2 separate regions of the Mus musculus genome follow, and region 2 is linked to region 1. The links are chromatin loops, found by intact Hi-C in ENCODE. Cell type or tissue: heart. All regions are shown on one strand.

What was found. Peaks named below come from ENCODE experiments on the same cell type or tissue, not always from the same donor. Only the 100,000 strongest peaks of a DNase experiment are listed, where the experiment ranks them.
Region 2: a loop joins it to region 1, with 12 times the contacts of the local background. A loop is called at or near these places in 6 of 42 quality-filtered maps.

What each region holds. Positions count from the first base shown.
Region 1 is chr8:123,061,199-123,069,198 of GRCm38, reverse strand. It overlaps Spg7 (SPG7, paraplegin matrix AAA peptidase subunit), which reads right to left and starts at 3,691. Exons shown (of 17, transcript NM_153176.5): 1 at 3,490-3,691; 2 at 2,624-2,726. The coding sequence starts at 3,672. In heart, a CTCF peak has its summit at 3,849; a DNase peak (open chromatin) is centred at 3,758; H3K4me3 peaks cover 2,717 bases; H3K27ac peaks cover 2,643 bases.
Region 2 is chr8:122,831,962-122,839,961 of GRCm38, reverse strand. Gm35466 (a long non-coding RNA gene) reads right to left here. Exons shown (of 3, transcript XR_388150.3): 2 at 4,776-4,904; 3 at 1,929-4,412. Among named protein-coding and RNA genes, the nearest start is that of Cdh15, 12 kb to the left of the region's middle. In heart, a CTCF peak has its summit at 4,759 (motif pointing left); a DNase peak (open chromatin) is centred at 4,761; H3K27me3 peaks cover 787 bases.

The sequences.
Region 1 (8,000 bases):
GTTTATACAGATACATGACACAATGGTGTTGGCATCTGTGGTAACAGCAGCAGCCCCCTTGCCATTGCCAAGGACAGGCTGGCAGAAGGTGGCACGCACACCAGGAAAGGCCTGGGTTTGTCCAAAGTCTCAACAGATCAGAGAGAAAAGTCACCACGGCATCAAGTCTGTTTCTTCTTAAAATAAATAAATAGTTTTAGCCAGGTGTGGTAGCATATGCTTTTAGCACTTGGGACTCAGAGGCAGGCAGATCTCTTGAGTTTGAGGCCAGCCTGGTCTACAAAGCAAGTCCCAGGACAGCCAAGGAGATAGAGAAACCCCATTCCAGATAAAAAAAAAAAAAAAACAACCCAAATGAACAAAAAATTAAAAATTGATTAAAAAAACTAAAACCAATTTTTTTTCTGAGTGTTTCGCCTGCCTGCTTGTATGTGTATCATACACGCCTATTCCTATGGAAGTCAGAATCCAGAGTCCCAGACTGTTGTGAGCTGCCCCAAGTGGGTGCTGGGAACTAAACTCAGCTCTTCTGGAGAGGAGTAGATGTTCTTAACCTATGAGCCACAGTTCCAGCCCCAAGTCTAGTTTTCTTCATAAAGACTTTAGCAGCTTGTCAGGTGTGGTATCACACGCCTTCAATCCCAGCACTTGGAAGGCAGAGGCAGGCAGATCTCTGTGAGTTCAAGGCCAGCCTGGTCTACAGAGTGAGTTCTAGGGCAGCCAGGGCTACATAAGAAACCCTGACTCAAAAACAAACAATCAGAAGCAAAACTGCCTTCCTCCCGCTAGAAGTCAACACTGAAGTTCTGGCAGGAGAGGTGTATTATGTGTCCGATTTACATCAGTCACAGAGCAGGGGAAGAAATTCAAATGAAACTCAGCAGGTGAGCCCACTGCCAACACAGGCTGTTCCCTTCAAGTTAGGGTCGAGGCATTCCACTGTTCCTCATTCCAACTGGGCAACAAACCCGAATGTCCTTTGAGCTAAAGCAGAGGGTCTGTAGAATTTTAATCCCAGCATTGGGGGGCAGAGGCAAGACCTGAGTTTGAGGACAGCCTGGTCTACAGAGTTCCAGAACAGCCAGGGCTACACAGAGAAACCCTGTCTCCTAATAATTAAATAACTTGTTTGTTTTAAAAAGCAATCCAGAAAGAACAACAGCAACAACAATGGAACTTAATGTTTTATTTATTTTTTAAGATAAAGTGATTTTCATATGTGGGTGTTTTGCACGTACGGCTGTATACTGTGTGTGCAGCACTCGTGAAGGCCAGAAAAAGGGGTTGGATCCTCTGGAGTAGGCATTACAGATGGTTGTGAGCTGCCATATGGGTTCTGGGAACCAAACCTGGTTCCTCTGGAAAAGTAGCTCTTAACTGCTGAGCCATCTCACTAGGCCACACCACTTAGATTTTGTAAATGAGGGCTAATAACATGGTTCAAGATGCAGAGGGACTTTCTGCCAAGCTTCATGACCTCAATTTAATTCCTAGAACCCACAGGGAGTATCCCTGCACTCTGTGTGCTCACGCTCTCTCTCTCTTTCTGTCTGTCTGTCTCTCTCTCTCTCTGTCTCTCTCTCTGTGTCTCTGTCTGTCTCTGTCTCTGTGTCTCTCTCTGACACACACACACACACACACACACACACACACACACACACGGGGTGGGGGGCGGGGAAACAAAATAAAACACTTAAAGTGAGCAAAGAGAAGTCTAGGCCTGGTAGCACATACCTGTAATCCCAGCACCTGGAGGGTGAGAACAGGAGGATTCTAAGTTCAAGGCCAGGCTGGACTGCAAATTAATGCCTTGTTTCAAGAAAACAAAACCAAACAAACCAGTCTGCAACCCCCAGGTGAGGAGTGGGGTCTCACGTGCTCCCATTGGGAAGGGACAGGCAGGATGATCAAGGAGTGCTCACAGCCCCTAGCTATACATTTCACTTCAGATTATCCATAACAGGGCTAACATAGCTCACAGCACAAAGAACCAAAGGTTACAATGAAAATATAGCTTAGTTGTTAGAGTACTTGCTTACCATGCCCAAAGTCCTGAGTTCAATCCCTAGCTTCACATAACACTGGACAGAGTGGTACATACCTGTAACCTCAGGACTGAAGAGGGTCACAAGTTCAGGTGTTTTGTTTTTTAAAAGAATCAAAGGTACTCTTAGTGGCTGGGTGTTCCTAGTCTTCTGGTCAGTGTCTAACTAGTGACGTTCTCCTATGTCACTTGTCACCTGCCAAGGAGCCTCCACTCTTAGACTAGAGTGCATGCACACAGCCTGAGATGGTGGATGCTGCTGCACACACAGCATGGCCTTCTGCTCCTAGGCTACTCTACTGAACATCACAGCGAGCCCTGCTCACTGCAGCAAGTGCTGTGCTCTCAGACAACATAAAACCTTTTGTTTTTTTGGGTGGGGGGTGGGGGTGAGCAGGGGGCCAGCAGGGTTTCACTAGCTAGTTCTGCCTGACCTCCAACTGGCAGCCCCTGTTTTAGTGCTGAGATTACAGGCATGTAAGACCTGGTTTGTTTGGTTTTGTCCTCTTCCACTATGCTCTTATAGGACTACAGTAAAACCTGTGTCCCTCAGTAATGGACCATGCAATGCATACACACCTGAAAGCGGCCACAGTCTGACTGCATTTGGAACTATATGCTGTTTCAGTAACAATCCGCTAATACCTTCAAAGCTAGGGGTCAGTATTCGCAATAGCAAACTCTGTAAAAAGAGAAAAAGACCGAGGTAACACTAAGACCATATACCACAACAACACAGGCCTAATCAAAGTCCTTGCCTAGCATGCAGAAAGCTATGGATTTGATCCCCAGTACCTCCTTAAAACTGGGTACAGTGGCGCATGCATGTAATCCCAGCACTTGGGAGGGGATGCAGGAGCATCAAAAGTTCAAAGTCATCTTCAACTGTGTATTGAGAATCTCTCCCTCCTCGGTTTCCATCCTAGAACTGCCTCCCAAGAAGGGGAGGGGCCAAGGGAAAGTGTCAATCAACTCCATCAATGAATTTCACTGGACTCAGCCACAAAACAAAACAAAAAAACCGAAGAAACAAAAGTCAATTAACTTTCACCCACAGCCCAGTTTGAGTCTCCAATTCACAATCTTCCTGGCCTCGTCCTACCAGCAAATACTGAAATTGCAAGTGTGCACCACCTATGTGGGCAAAAGGATCGGGAGTCCAAGGGCTGCTCCGAGTACACATGAACGCCTGCCTCCAGACCAGAAAGAAGAGGACGGAAAGGCACGGGTGACCAGGACTCAGTTTGAAGCCGCCAGGGACAGTGATACAGGGCGTCTCTCTCACACACGCCAGGGAGAGACGAACCACCCGAGGCAGATGCTGCCTCCCGTCCCGGGGAGCCCACAGCAGCCATCCTCCTGCGGAAGAGCGAGGTGCAGGCGCACTTCCGGTCGGCGCGGACCGACCCGCCACACCCGCCGCCGCCGGGCTCCGAGCGGGTTACCTGAGGCGCGTGGCCTCCAGCCGCAGCCGGGCCAACCGGAGTCCCGCGGGCCGCGTACGGCCGCCTGGCCCCAGCCCCGGACGAGAGGCCTGGGCCCCTGCCTGAGAGCAGGCCCCACAGCCGTCGGGGCCGGGGCTCCGGGCCGGGGCGGAGCCCGCGAAGCAGCAGCAAGGCGGCCGCCATGGTGCCGAAAGCGGCGCCTGCGCAGTGCGGCTCCGGCCGCCCTAACGGTCAGGTTTTTGAGGGCGGCCTCCCTTTGCGCTTGCGCGGGGTTGAAGGTCGCGCGCTCCTGGCGACGCCTGCGCGGTCCGAACCGTCTGGTATCCGCAAGGTTAGCTGCGAAACCTCGAGAGTCAGCAGGGTGCGCAGCGCGAAAGCTAGCAGCCCGCAGCCTGCGGGTTCACGTAGAGACAGGCTACGGTTACCCGGTATTTTTCTCTCTTGTGTTTTATTAACAGTCCAAGTTGCGGTTTCCAGTACTTGGCAAGTGGATACACGATTCGCTTTTCACGTTATCTCTTTCTTTGGGGTGCGATTTGGTGGTTCCTGTTGGCCACTTCCGTCCTTCCTGTACGTATTTATTTTGTTGTTTCTCTGTGTGGTGCTAGCTGTCCTCTCGCTGTAGACCAGACTGACCTCGAACTCGGAGATCCACCTGCCTCTTGGTTTTGGTTATTTGTTTTTTTAAATACAGTATCGCTGTGCAACAGTCTGGCTTCAAACTCAAGCTCCGTCTCCTGTGTGCCGGCCTGACAAGAATGAACCAGTTTTTCTGAACATCAGAGATCCGGGGGATGCCCCTGGCTGGCTACAGAATCAACTTAGAGCCAGTGGTGTGTGAGACCACAGGGCAGCAGCTACATACAGAGTAGGAAAACGGTGCCCTCAATCTTAGAGAGGGAGGGAGGGGGGCTCCTAAAGTCGGAACTGGAGGGGCTGGAGAGATGGCTCAGCTGTTAAGAGCACTGGCTGCTCTTCCAGAGGATCCAGGTTCAATTCCCAGCACCCACATGGCAGCTCATGACCATCTGTAACTCCAGTTCCAGGGGATTCGACAACCTCCCACAGACATACATGCAAGCAAAACACCAGTGCACATTAAATAAAACATTTAAAGTGGTGATTGGACCCGTGTCCTCTGGAAGAGCAGACAGTGCTCTTAACCACTGAGCCATCTTTCCAGACCCCTCCCCCCCTTATAGCCATTAGTGGTCTACTACCCATTTCTCCAACTCCCTTAGCATCAGGCAACCACTAGCATTCTTTGTTCCTGTGGACTGTGTTTATGACCAAATTAAGAGCCCCCTTAATTATACTCACTGCCCCTGAGGAGCACCCGTCATCCCGAGCTTCATACCATTTGGCTTTGACAGTTCATTTGTGCAGAGACAGAAGGGAGAGCTTGCTGTCCCACCCATGGACAGCTGCAATCCCAGGCCTGGGCAGGGCCACTGAAGCTCTGAGTCCTGCTAGTCCATGCCAGGCTGGTGCCTGGTAGTCTAACTGCAGAAAGCCCCCAAAGCAGTCTCGGTGCCTTTCCTTCCACTCCATGTCTTTCTGTACTCTCCAAGTCCCTTAACACTAAATAATTCAAACAATAAGCCTTCTCGGTGCTGACTGGTGCCTGGCTTCATGTCAAGCAAACTCTCTGAAGTAAATAAATAAATAAAAATTATCTTACTATGTAGTCCTAGCCAGTCTCAAACTCACAAGAGATCTCCCTGCCCCTGCCCCCTCAGGGCTGGATCAAAGGCATGCACACACCGTGCCACGCAGAAGTGAAAGTTTAAATCATTTAATTGTATGGGCTGAGTGTTTTACCTGCTTATATGTAAGTGTATATGTGCCAGCCTGGTGCCCTCAGAGGTCTGAACGTGACATTGAATGCCCTGGAACTGGAATTTTAGGTGATTGTGAACCCCCGGGTGGTGCTGGGGATCAATCTGGGTCCTCCAAAAAAGCAACACGCGTCCATCTCTCCCGCTCCGTAAATATTTTAGTTCATTTCTATACGTGTGGATGTTTTGCCTGCATGCAAGGCACCTAGTGTGTGCCTGGTGCTTAGGGAGGCTAGAAGAGGGCATCAGATCCCCTGGCACTGGAGTTACAGATGGTTGCGAGATGCCATGTGGGTGCTGGGAATTAAACCCAAGTCCTCTGGAAGAGCAGCTGGTGCTCTAAACCACTGAGCCATGTCTCTAGCATTTGAAGTAAAGAGTGTATTTTACAGATTTAGAAAAAAATAGAGCCAGGAGTAACAGTTGTGCACCAAGCACTCTGGAGGTGGATAGAGGGTACTGTCTTCAGTGTAAGTGAGCCGGCCCATCTTGGGAAAAGTGTTTCCTCAAGATTAAATAAACAACTAAAAATGAAAAATATTTTAAGACAATTTTTAAAAACAGGCTAGGGAACTGGCCCTGTGAACAAAGGGCGTGGTGGGAAGCCTTCCATGTAAATTCAGTCTCCAGAAAGGATGGAAAGTCCACACGCATTGCAAAATCTGTCATCCCAGCCTCCTTCCACAAGGAGACGAGATCAGCTTATAACCGCGAGCTTTTCCACCTGTGCCCCAGTTCCCAAATAACTCAAAGGCTTAACATTAATAATAAATGCCTAGGCCATAAGCTAGCTCGTTCCCCAGCTAACTCTTAAGTTAATATCCCGTTTATTCTAACCTGAGTTCCACCTCGTGGCTGGCTTCCTCTCCTCAGCTTCTTGTGCCCATGTCCTCCGTGTTCCAGTGGTGAGAAAGCCACCTGCCTGGCTCTCTCTCCACTGGAAGTCCCGCCTTCTAATCCTGCCTCAGCTTATTGACCATCGGCTTTGTATAGACAGGTGGTGCTTCCACACAGTACACAGGAGATTAGCCCTACATCTCCCCCTTTTAGTACAATAAAAGTCTCTTTCTCTAACTTCAATAAGCTGCATATAATAAGAACAATTATGCCTTTAATCCCAGCACTTGGGAGGCAGAGACAGGCGGATTTCTGAGTTCAAGGCCACCCTGGTCTACAGAATGAGTTCCAGGACAGCCAGGGCTACATAGAGAAACCCTGTCTCAAACAAACAAACAAACAAAAAACGAATTATGAAAACTATCAGGTAAGATTACATTCACAATGTCCAGTCCAAATGCATTTAGCAAACTTGGAGAAAGTATTCCACTCTCTACCCCACCGTGGTGAGTTCAAACTTCTCTACTTAAATCATCTCCTATCATAACTTGGGTTTATCAACCCATAAATATCTTTTTGGACCTTTAAACATTTTCTTAAATCCTAAACAACTTAAGGTTAATGGTGAGACTCTATCTAGTCTTCAACCCCATCAAAAACCTGTGACAGGTGAATATTAGCCACATAAACAGGAAGTGCAGAGCAAGCAGCTCACAAAACTGTAGAACTGACAGCAGTCGTTAGCTCCCTGGACAGTCACCACCACACTTCTGCAGTGTTGCGGCACCGTCTCTAGGCTTTAGACCCAGGATAAATGGCAGACTTTTTGTGAAGCAGGAGTCAGGAAGGACTGCTAGCCCTGTCTTAGCAAAGCATGGCAGTAGACTTCCCTGCATTGTCTGCCCACAGCTTGGACAGCATTCTGTCTGAAGGGAGGCAGAGCTAGCTTGGCATGTTTGAAGCAAACTGTATGGAGGTTCTTCAATCTTTATCACCCACTTTCATGTAGTGTGGGGTGCTGCCAGGGGCGGGCAGGTCTCACTGCCAGTGACATGGAGTGTGGGGTGCTGCCAGGGGCGGGCAGGTCTCACTGCCAGTGACATGCAGTGTGGGTGCTGCCAGGGGCGGGCAGGTCTCACTGTCAGTGACATGGAGTGTGGGTGCTGCCAGGGGCGGGCAGGTCTCACTGTCAGTGACATGTAGTGTGGGTGCTGCCAGGAGCGGGCAGGTCTCACTGTCAGTGACATGGGGTGTGGGTGCTGCCAGGGGCGGGCAGGTCTCACTGCCAGTGACATGTGGTGTGGGTGCTGCCAGGGGCGGGCAGGTCTCACTGTCAGTGACATGGGGTGTGGGTGCTGCCAGGGGCGGGCAGGTCTCACTGCCAGTGAGGCCTTTTATTTTCTTATTGTTTTTAAAATAAGCTTTGTTGGTTTGTTTGTTTGTTTTGGCTTTTAAGCACATTTATTCATTTTGGTAGAAAAAGAAGACAGGAAAGAGTGAATTTATTCCCACAGTAGGACACCAGAATAGTTTTCTTTTTTCTTACAGAGTTGTAAGATCAAAGTCTGCAAAGAATGGCTTGCCTCTCCTCTTTTTTTTTTTTTTAATTAGGTATTTTCTTCATTTACATTTCCAGTGCTATCCCAAAAGTCCCCCATACCCTCCCCCACCCACTCCCCTACCCACCCACTCCCCTACCCACCCACTCCCCTACCCACCCACTCCCCTACCCACCCACTCCCCTACCCACCCACTCCCACTTTTTGGCCCTGGTGTTCCCCTATACTGAGGCATATAAAGTTTGCACAACCAATGGGCCTCTCTTTATAAACATTG
Region 2 (8,000 bases), 230 kb after region 1:
TAGCCCCCTCTTACTCACAGTTAAAAGCTCCATAGCACCGACAGCTTGGCTCAGGACCTCTGACCTGACAACTCTGCAGTGGCTCCTCTCCACCCTGCAGTACACGAACCCTCTATTCTCCTCTCCACAGTCCCCTCACGGGCCCCCATTTCCTGTAGACCTTAGGTTGCCTTTTTTTCAGTTCTTCTCAACCCCAGTCACAAGATATCTTTGCCTTTACTTGACTGACATGGACACCCACCATCCTACCCAGCTCATCCTACCCCAGGGGCTTGGGGACAGCCTGAGTTTACTTGGCCAGGCTCTGGCCTCTGATTTACTCTCTTTGTCTCTGCCTAAACCCAAGCTTATACAAATATGCAGATGAATTTCTCTTTTGTAGTCTATCCCTGAAAATCAGCCAGGCTGACACCTCTACTTTATTAAACCTCCCACCTGACCAGGGATACAGAATTCACCCTCTAAAGTCCAGCTGACCGTTCCTCGGGTTACTTATCTGCACCAGCTAGAAGGCCACTGTCCTAGATAGAAAACGTTTCATTCAGTCGCCTGTAGTCACTGGGGACGACTGCTTCCTCACTCCTGCCTCCCCGCTTCCTACGCTCACTCCCTATATGAGGTGGCCCTAGCCCCTTACACATACCCTTGCTTGCCCCATTCCTAAACCCTTGTGTAAGCTTCAGCAGGCCCTCCTCCAGGCCCCGGGCCTACACTTTTCAGATTTGACGCGCTCCTTCTCTATGTCACAGAGAGGGACATCCCCTCGGGGTGCTGGGTTGCCAACTAGCACCTTCTTTGCTCCTGTTGCATACTTATGGGAACCAACTGGACCATACTATCCAAGGATGGACACCCTGCCTGTGTGCTCTGGCCACAGCCAGACTTCTTATATGCAAATCCCAAAAGCTAGCCTCCAGGTTGCCTATTACTGTCCTTTCCCACACCACTGCCTACCCTGACATCCGAGGGTCTCCAAACAGTCCCACTGCCTGAGTTTCTCCCTTCAGGTAGCACTGGGAGAGGACACTACACTTGCCTTCCAGCCATGCCCACCTCTCGACATTTCAAATCTCCTTTTCCAATCAATCTCAGATATTCCTCATCTCACTGCTGCATGAAGACCCTAGAAATACCCCCTCACCCCCCTCCCCACACACACACAAGGGAGCACTACTTCAGGATACTCACACTTGGTACACAGAGGGCAGCCCCTTTTGGCATGCAGGAGTCTGAAAGGCAGGCTATGCCACTGTTGTGGACAGCAAGGTGGTTGAGATGCCGGCTCTTCCAGCCCGAAACACAAACCAACGCGGTGAACTAGTTACTGGTTCTTATCCAGGCCTTTGGATTAGCAAAGGGACAACCCCTACACCTTTCTACAGACTCTAAAAATACCTTCCATACTCTCCTGTCACACACAGCCACTTGGAGGGATTTTGGACTTAAGGACAAAGGGAAGACAATAACCTATTCAAACCAAATGTGGCCATGCTAAAGGCCTTGTGCCCGCCATGGCCGTAAGAATCGCCCGCTGTCAAGCACACCCAGCAGACAGTTCCATTGTCTCCGAGGGGATAACCAAGCCGTCCAGGTATCTGAAGGCAAAGCTTCCAGAGGTCAGGATCCTACTCGAAGGCCACAAGGAAGTTTCATGTTATAACCCAGATTTTAATCATCATCCCCAGATGCTAGGCAAATTTTATCTTGTCTGCACCTATCCTTCACCTCATTTAAAATCTATTTATGGGCTGGAGAGATGGATCAGCAGTTAAGAGCACTGGCTGTTCTTCCAGAGGTCCTGAGTTCAAATCCCAGCAACCACATGGTGGCTCACAACCACCTGTAATGGGATTCGATGCCATCATCTGGTGTGTCTGAAGACAGCGACAACATATTCATATACATAAAATAAATAAACAAATCTTATTTATAAATCGTATTAATAATTCTTTAAAAATGGTTATGTTTAAAAAAATAAATAAAATCTATTTACAGCCAACCCGCAGGTCGGCCTATCCTTTCTAAGAGCTATCGCTATTTCTTATAAAATTTGTCAAACTTCTAATCCCACCCCAGGCACAGGGATCTTTCTTTACCTGCTCTTTAAGCTGGGAGATTCCTCCCTGAGATGGCCCGTGGCTGGCCTTCACCCATGTGCCCACCATTGGACATTTCAAACGCCTTTTAGCTTCGGTACACGCATTTTCAGAGTGGGTGGAGGCTTTCCCCACCTCTGAGGTCACAGGTTGTCTCCAGTCTTCCCAGGGAGATCATCCTGTTTCAGAGATCCCACCTCCCTTCAATCAGACAGAGGCCTCAAATTTACCTCTCAAATCTTCAGCTTAAAGCCCTTAGCAGAGCATAGCATAGCATAGCATAGCAGAGCAGAGCAGAGCAGAGCAGAGCATAGCGTTTCCTTGTCCCCAGGTAAGGTGCAATAAGCCAGTTGCTTTCTCCTAAAAACATCCTTATCACGCTCTCTCAGGAGCTCCATGTAGGGCAGGGGCGTGGGGTGGGGTGACCCTTACCTTTAATCCCAGCATTTGGGAGGCAGAGGCAGAGGCAGGTGGATCTCTGTGAGTTCGAGGCTCTGGTCTACAGAATGAGTTCTAGGACAGCCATGGCTGCACAGAGAAACCCTGTCTCCAGGAGACCTCCACGTAGATTGGATAAAACTCCTGCCATTGTCTCTCCTCCAACCCCACCCCCCTTTCAGACTCATTCATGGGTGGCCGACTGTGCCTCCTGGCTGCACGTCCCAGCTACCTCTCCAGCCACCTTTTCTCCACCTTGTTTAGGCCGTCTCTGTGCTCTCCTCTGGAATTTCACCCATCAGCAATCGCCTCAACCTCTTTGGAAGGACAGCATAAACCCCATTTGTCTCCATGTAAGGACCAGGCCTGATTTCGAAAAAAGGCCATAAGGCGCCAGCTCCAGGAACAGACCGTAAAATCCAGAACAAGACCATAACCCCCTCTCAAAGAACAGCCCGGGGATAACGGCACACATGGGGAAATATCTTATCTTGGAATGGGCCACCTGTGCTGGGCAGCCCTATCTGATCCTATGGTTAAACATTCATGACAGGAATGCAGGCCACTGACCTCCAGGACCCGCCAATGAAATTTTAGATTACCTAATCCTTTTTTTTTTTTTTTTTAAATCAATCCTTGGCCGCCCTCTTCTTGATGAACTTGAGTGTGCGCTTGTCCTGGGACACCTTGAACAACTCCATGGCGCGCCGCACATAGGGTGCGAAGCCGCACACCTCTGGGATCTTGTTCCCCCACGTACGAACTTGGTGAGCTTGGTGAGGCACCTGCAGCACCGGCTGTGTCTCGGCTTGCTGACATTCCTCGTCACCTCGTGGCCCTTGTTGAGGCCCACGGCCATGGGGTAGCGCAGGACCATGGCTGCTGTTCTCCGATGGCAGCCGGGACAGTAAACTAGATTACCTAATCCCCTACCTTTTCTTTTTCCACCCGCTCTTACTCCCTCTCATCGGCAGCGCACTATGGAGACTTGAGGTGTAAGGGACGTAGGCTCAGCTGTCCCTTCACCTGCTTGGCAGGGTTTCTGAGGCTCACCAGCAGGCCATCACCACTAAGCCTAAATCAACTTCTAAGACACCTGTCCCTGTGGCTGCTTTCTCTATGACCAAACTAGAGATTACTGTCGGTATTGGCCAGAGATTTATGGAGGAGACGTGGTGGACATTCAGTGTGGTCATTTGAACCCCATAGACTTGTGTTTGAACGTGTGACCCCTAGGGAGTAGCACTATTAGGAGGTGTGGCCTTGTTAGAGGAGGTGTGGCCTTGTTGGAGGAAGCGTTTCACCATGGAGGCTGGCTTTAAGGCCTCATATATGCTCAAGTTATGCCCATTGTGACACAGAGTCTCCTTCTGCTGCCATGGATCAAAATGTAGAACTCTCAGCTCCTTCTCCAGCACCACATGTACCTGCGTGCTGCCATGCTTCCTGCCATGATGATAACTCTGAACTGTAAGCTAGCACCAATTTAGTGTTTTCCTTTATAAGAATTGCTGTGGTCACAGTGTCTGTTCACAGCAATAGGAACCCTAAATAACTCAGGAAGCTTCAGGAAGTCCCTAAAACAGACTAGATTCACCAGGCCCATCCATGCCAGAGTAAGCAATAGAAACCGAGATTCCCTCTGCAGAAGAGCAGAACCAAGCTCCAAAGACTCTTAACGCAGACCAGCTGCCCGGAAGAAGCAGAAACCAGCAGAGCTGCCTGGCAGAGGGTTAGAGCACAGACTGGAAAGGACACCTCCAACCTGTCGTGCTGCCTGCAGGCTGTGCAGTGCTCTCGAGGCTCCCAGCTCTGTGAGCTGTCACCCATGCTGCCGTGAGCCTTGGTGATACAACTGTCTTTGAGTAATTTCTGCTCCTGTAAGAAACACCAATAAAACCCACTGGCTCCCCAAGTTGGGCTTTCCTGGTATCTGTACTTGGGTCTGTTGGGGGTCGGGGGGATGGGTGAATAGACATGTGGAATGTCTCCCCAGGAAATTTTGTTACACAACAGGGCCAGACCTTAAGTGGAAAAGGGTGCAGGGGGGCAAATCAGGAAGGCACATGAGCCCCGACCTGGGGGGGGGGGTGGGCGTGGGGTGGCTCCTATAGAAGGTTTTCTGGCTCTTTAAGCACCTCCCAGGGACAGAGGAGTCTATCTATAGAGGTATTATATTGAGATGCCCCATCCAGTGCCAAGGGCTCTGTCTGCCCCCTGCTGGTGACAGGATGTACTTACTGCACGATGTTCCACAGCCTTCAGGCCCCATAATGGGCAATGTGGTCCAGAAGCTCTCAAGAGCACACAGGAAAAGAACAGTCGCTTGCAGTCAGGTGATCGCGGTGGCGCACGCCTTTAATCCTAGCACTGGGGAGGCAGAGGCAGGTGGATCTCTGAGTTCAAGGCCAGCCTGGTCTACAGAGTGAGTTTCCTGGGGAGACAGTACAGATGTCTACTCATCCGATAGGGGGCTCATGACAGACCAAGTACGGCTACACTGAAAAACCCTGGCTGGAAAAATAAAAAAACCAACAAAAACCACCACCAACAACTGTGGCCACCTTGTGCTGACTGGGGATCAACTGCACTTCAAAACTCCCTCAGCCTCGCTAGGCTTCCCGGGCACTGATGCTGACACACCCAGGCAGACCCACAGGACGATACCTGTGGTAGTTTTCTCTGAGCTGCTGTCCTACCAGTCACTGAGAGAAAACATGGTCAAAGCCTAAAGCAGGAACTGGGAGTCAGCAACCGAAGCACAGAGGAACACTGCCTACCCTCTGGCTTGCTCAGCTACTTTCTTACATAGCCCAGGCTCATCTGGGCTAGGGATGGCTCCGCCCACAGTGGGCGGGCTCTCCTACATTAATGAGCAATTAAGACAATGTCTCTCAGGCGTATCCACTGGCACATCTGATGGAGGCAATTCCTCAAACAGATCCCCTCTTCCCAGATAACTCCAGTTTTGTCTTAAGTGGACAAGACCCAGCACAGTGTGCGCCGAGCCACTGAGGGCCAGCGTTACTTCGGAGCTCGCAGTGTGCTGTTTGAGGTGGATCTATGCAGTGAGTGTGGAATGCTTCCCTCCTTAGTAAAGCAGCAAATGAGGATTGGCTCACGGTGCTGAGATCTGGTTCCTGGCCTGAGCCTTTCTCACAGACACCTCACGGCCTGTTATCGCCTGCTCGTCGCCCACCTGGGCCGGCTCCGGCCCCTCCGGCAATATGCCAAGTATGAGGTTAAACCACAGGCCAGGCACTGGCTCAGTGTGTGTAAACTCATCACCTATAATGCAAGCCTGCTCAGGGAGGAGACCAGTCCTTTGTGAACAGGCAGAGTTTGAGAGCAACAGCGTGATCTTCCCACAAAGGAAGGGCCTGGTGCAACCTGGAGGTGGCCAGAAGCGGCCCAGCCCCTCGGCTGCCCTACCTCTAAACTCCCTGGCTCTAGAAATACTGTCCTACAGTAACACTCAGTGGTGACTTCAGCACACAGATGGCCCTCGAGGTGTCCCACCCTCAAACTTTTATCACTATAAGCACCTTCCTGAGCGACCCCAAGTCCAGACCTTAACTCTGAAAGCTGGAAGGGAACACGAGATCTCCCCAGCAGCCCTGCCCTGGGTGGGCTGCGCCACAGTCACCCAGTACCATCAAAGAGTTCCAGTTCTATCTACTGAAAACGTCCCTCTTCCTGTACCCAACCCTCGACTTCTTAGCAGGTATTAGGAAAGTCCCACTGACAGACTCTTGACTTGACCCACGAAACAGTAGCCACTAATCGTGTATGGCCACTTGGGTTATGAAAAACTCACACCCTCAATCAAGCCAGACGTAAGTATGTGCATGACCGGTGGATTACATGTTGGATGCAGCTGGGCGTGGTGGCGCACACCTTAAATCCCAGCACTCGGGAGGCAGAGGCAGGCGGATTTCTGAGTTCGAGGCCAGCCTGGTCTACAAAGTGAGTTCCAGGACAGCCAGGGCTATACAGAGAAACCCTGTCTCGAAAAACAAAAAACAAAAACAAACATGTTGGATGCTACAAAGACAGGGGCGTTCCTTTCAACAGAAATCTCTCTCCAGATGTATGAGAGAATCTTCATCCTGTTCTTCAGTCTGGCTCAGTTTTGCTGTTAGATAACACTGCTGCCTTAGCTTGGTGGCCTCTATAATGTTTCATAAAAAGGCTTAAAGACACAATTTTATGATTATGTTTTTTTTAAACCTGGCAACGCTATTTCTTTTTTGCAAAACGTGTGCACCATGTGGCTGGAGATATGGCTCAGCAATTAAGAGCAATCATTGCTCCCGCAGTGGACCTGTATTCAGTTCCAAACACCCACTCCAGTACCAAGGGACCTGACACCGTTTTCTGACCTGCACGGGCTCCTGCATGCATGCGGTAGACATACGTGCCCTCAGATGCACACACACACACATGAACCTTTTCAAAGAACACTGAATGATGACCTAAGCTGAGATGGCAAGAATACCAGGGCAGGACACTCCCTCAGTCGTATTCTACCGTGACCGTGTCTCATCTCAGTGACAGGAGCACACCCTCACGGTCTGATGTGGTTGGCTAATTCATACTCGACACAAAGGGGAGGGGTGTAAAAGCAAGTCAAGTCTGTAGAGAACTTCTAAGAGACGGGCAAACAGGCATGCGCACAGATCGAATGATGGTAGGGTTTAATGGAGTTCTGGCCCTTAGCAGGCTAGCCACCTCTGATCGACAGGGGGAAAGAAGTCCCTAACAATTCCACTGTCTTTATTATACATTCTGGCTGCTGTCCTCCAACCCCATCAGACTCATCCAGCATTCTGAAGTCTGTAGTAGAAGCAAGCTATTGCTCTAAGTGACCGGGGATTGTTTAATTCTGATGACCCTTTGGGCCCCTAGGGCAACGAGTTGCTATTCTAGCTCTTAAACGTGGCTTAAAGTGAGCCTGTCTTCCTAGGGGTGGTCCACAACCAGGTGACTGACCTCTATCCACTAGAACGTTAGCTCCCCATTCAGGCCAGAAATCCTACTCTCTTGACCTTTTTCTCTTTGTAGGCCCTCACTGCTTCTGCAGTACTTATTACCCCCTCTAAAGAGGTGACCCTGGAATCACTTAGGAACCAGATCATTTAGGAACCTCCAAACACTTCTGCCATCTCTGGCCTCTGGCAAGAATGAGGCTGTCAAGAGATCCGAGGACACCTCTGGCAGAGAGATAAACTGGTTACTTTTCTTTGGAGTCTTTTTTTTTTTTTCTCCCCCAAGACAGAGTTTCTCTGGATAGTCTTGCGCTGTTCTGGAACTCACTCTGTAGACCAGGCTGGCCTTGAACTCACAGAGATCCACCCGCTTTTGCCTCCTGAGTGCTGGTACTAAAGGCATGTGCCAGCATTGCCCATTCTTTGGAGTTTTTTCATCACCCCTACTCCTGTCAAGAACTGCCAGAAGGAATTGAGG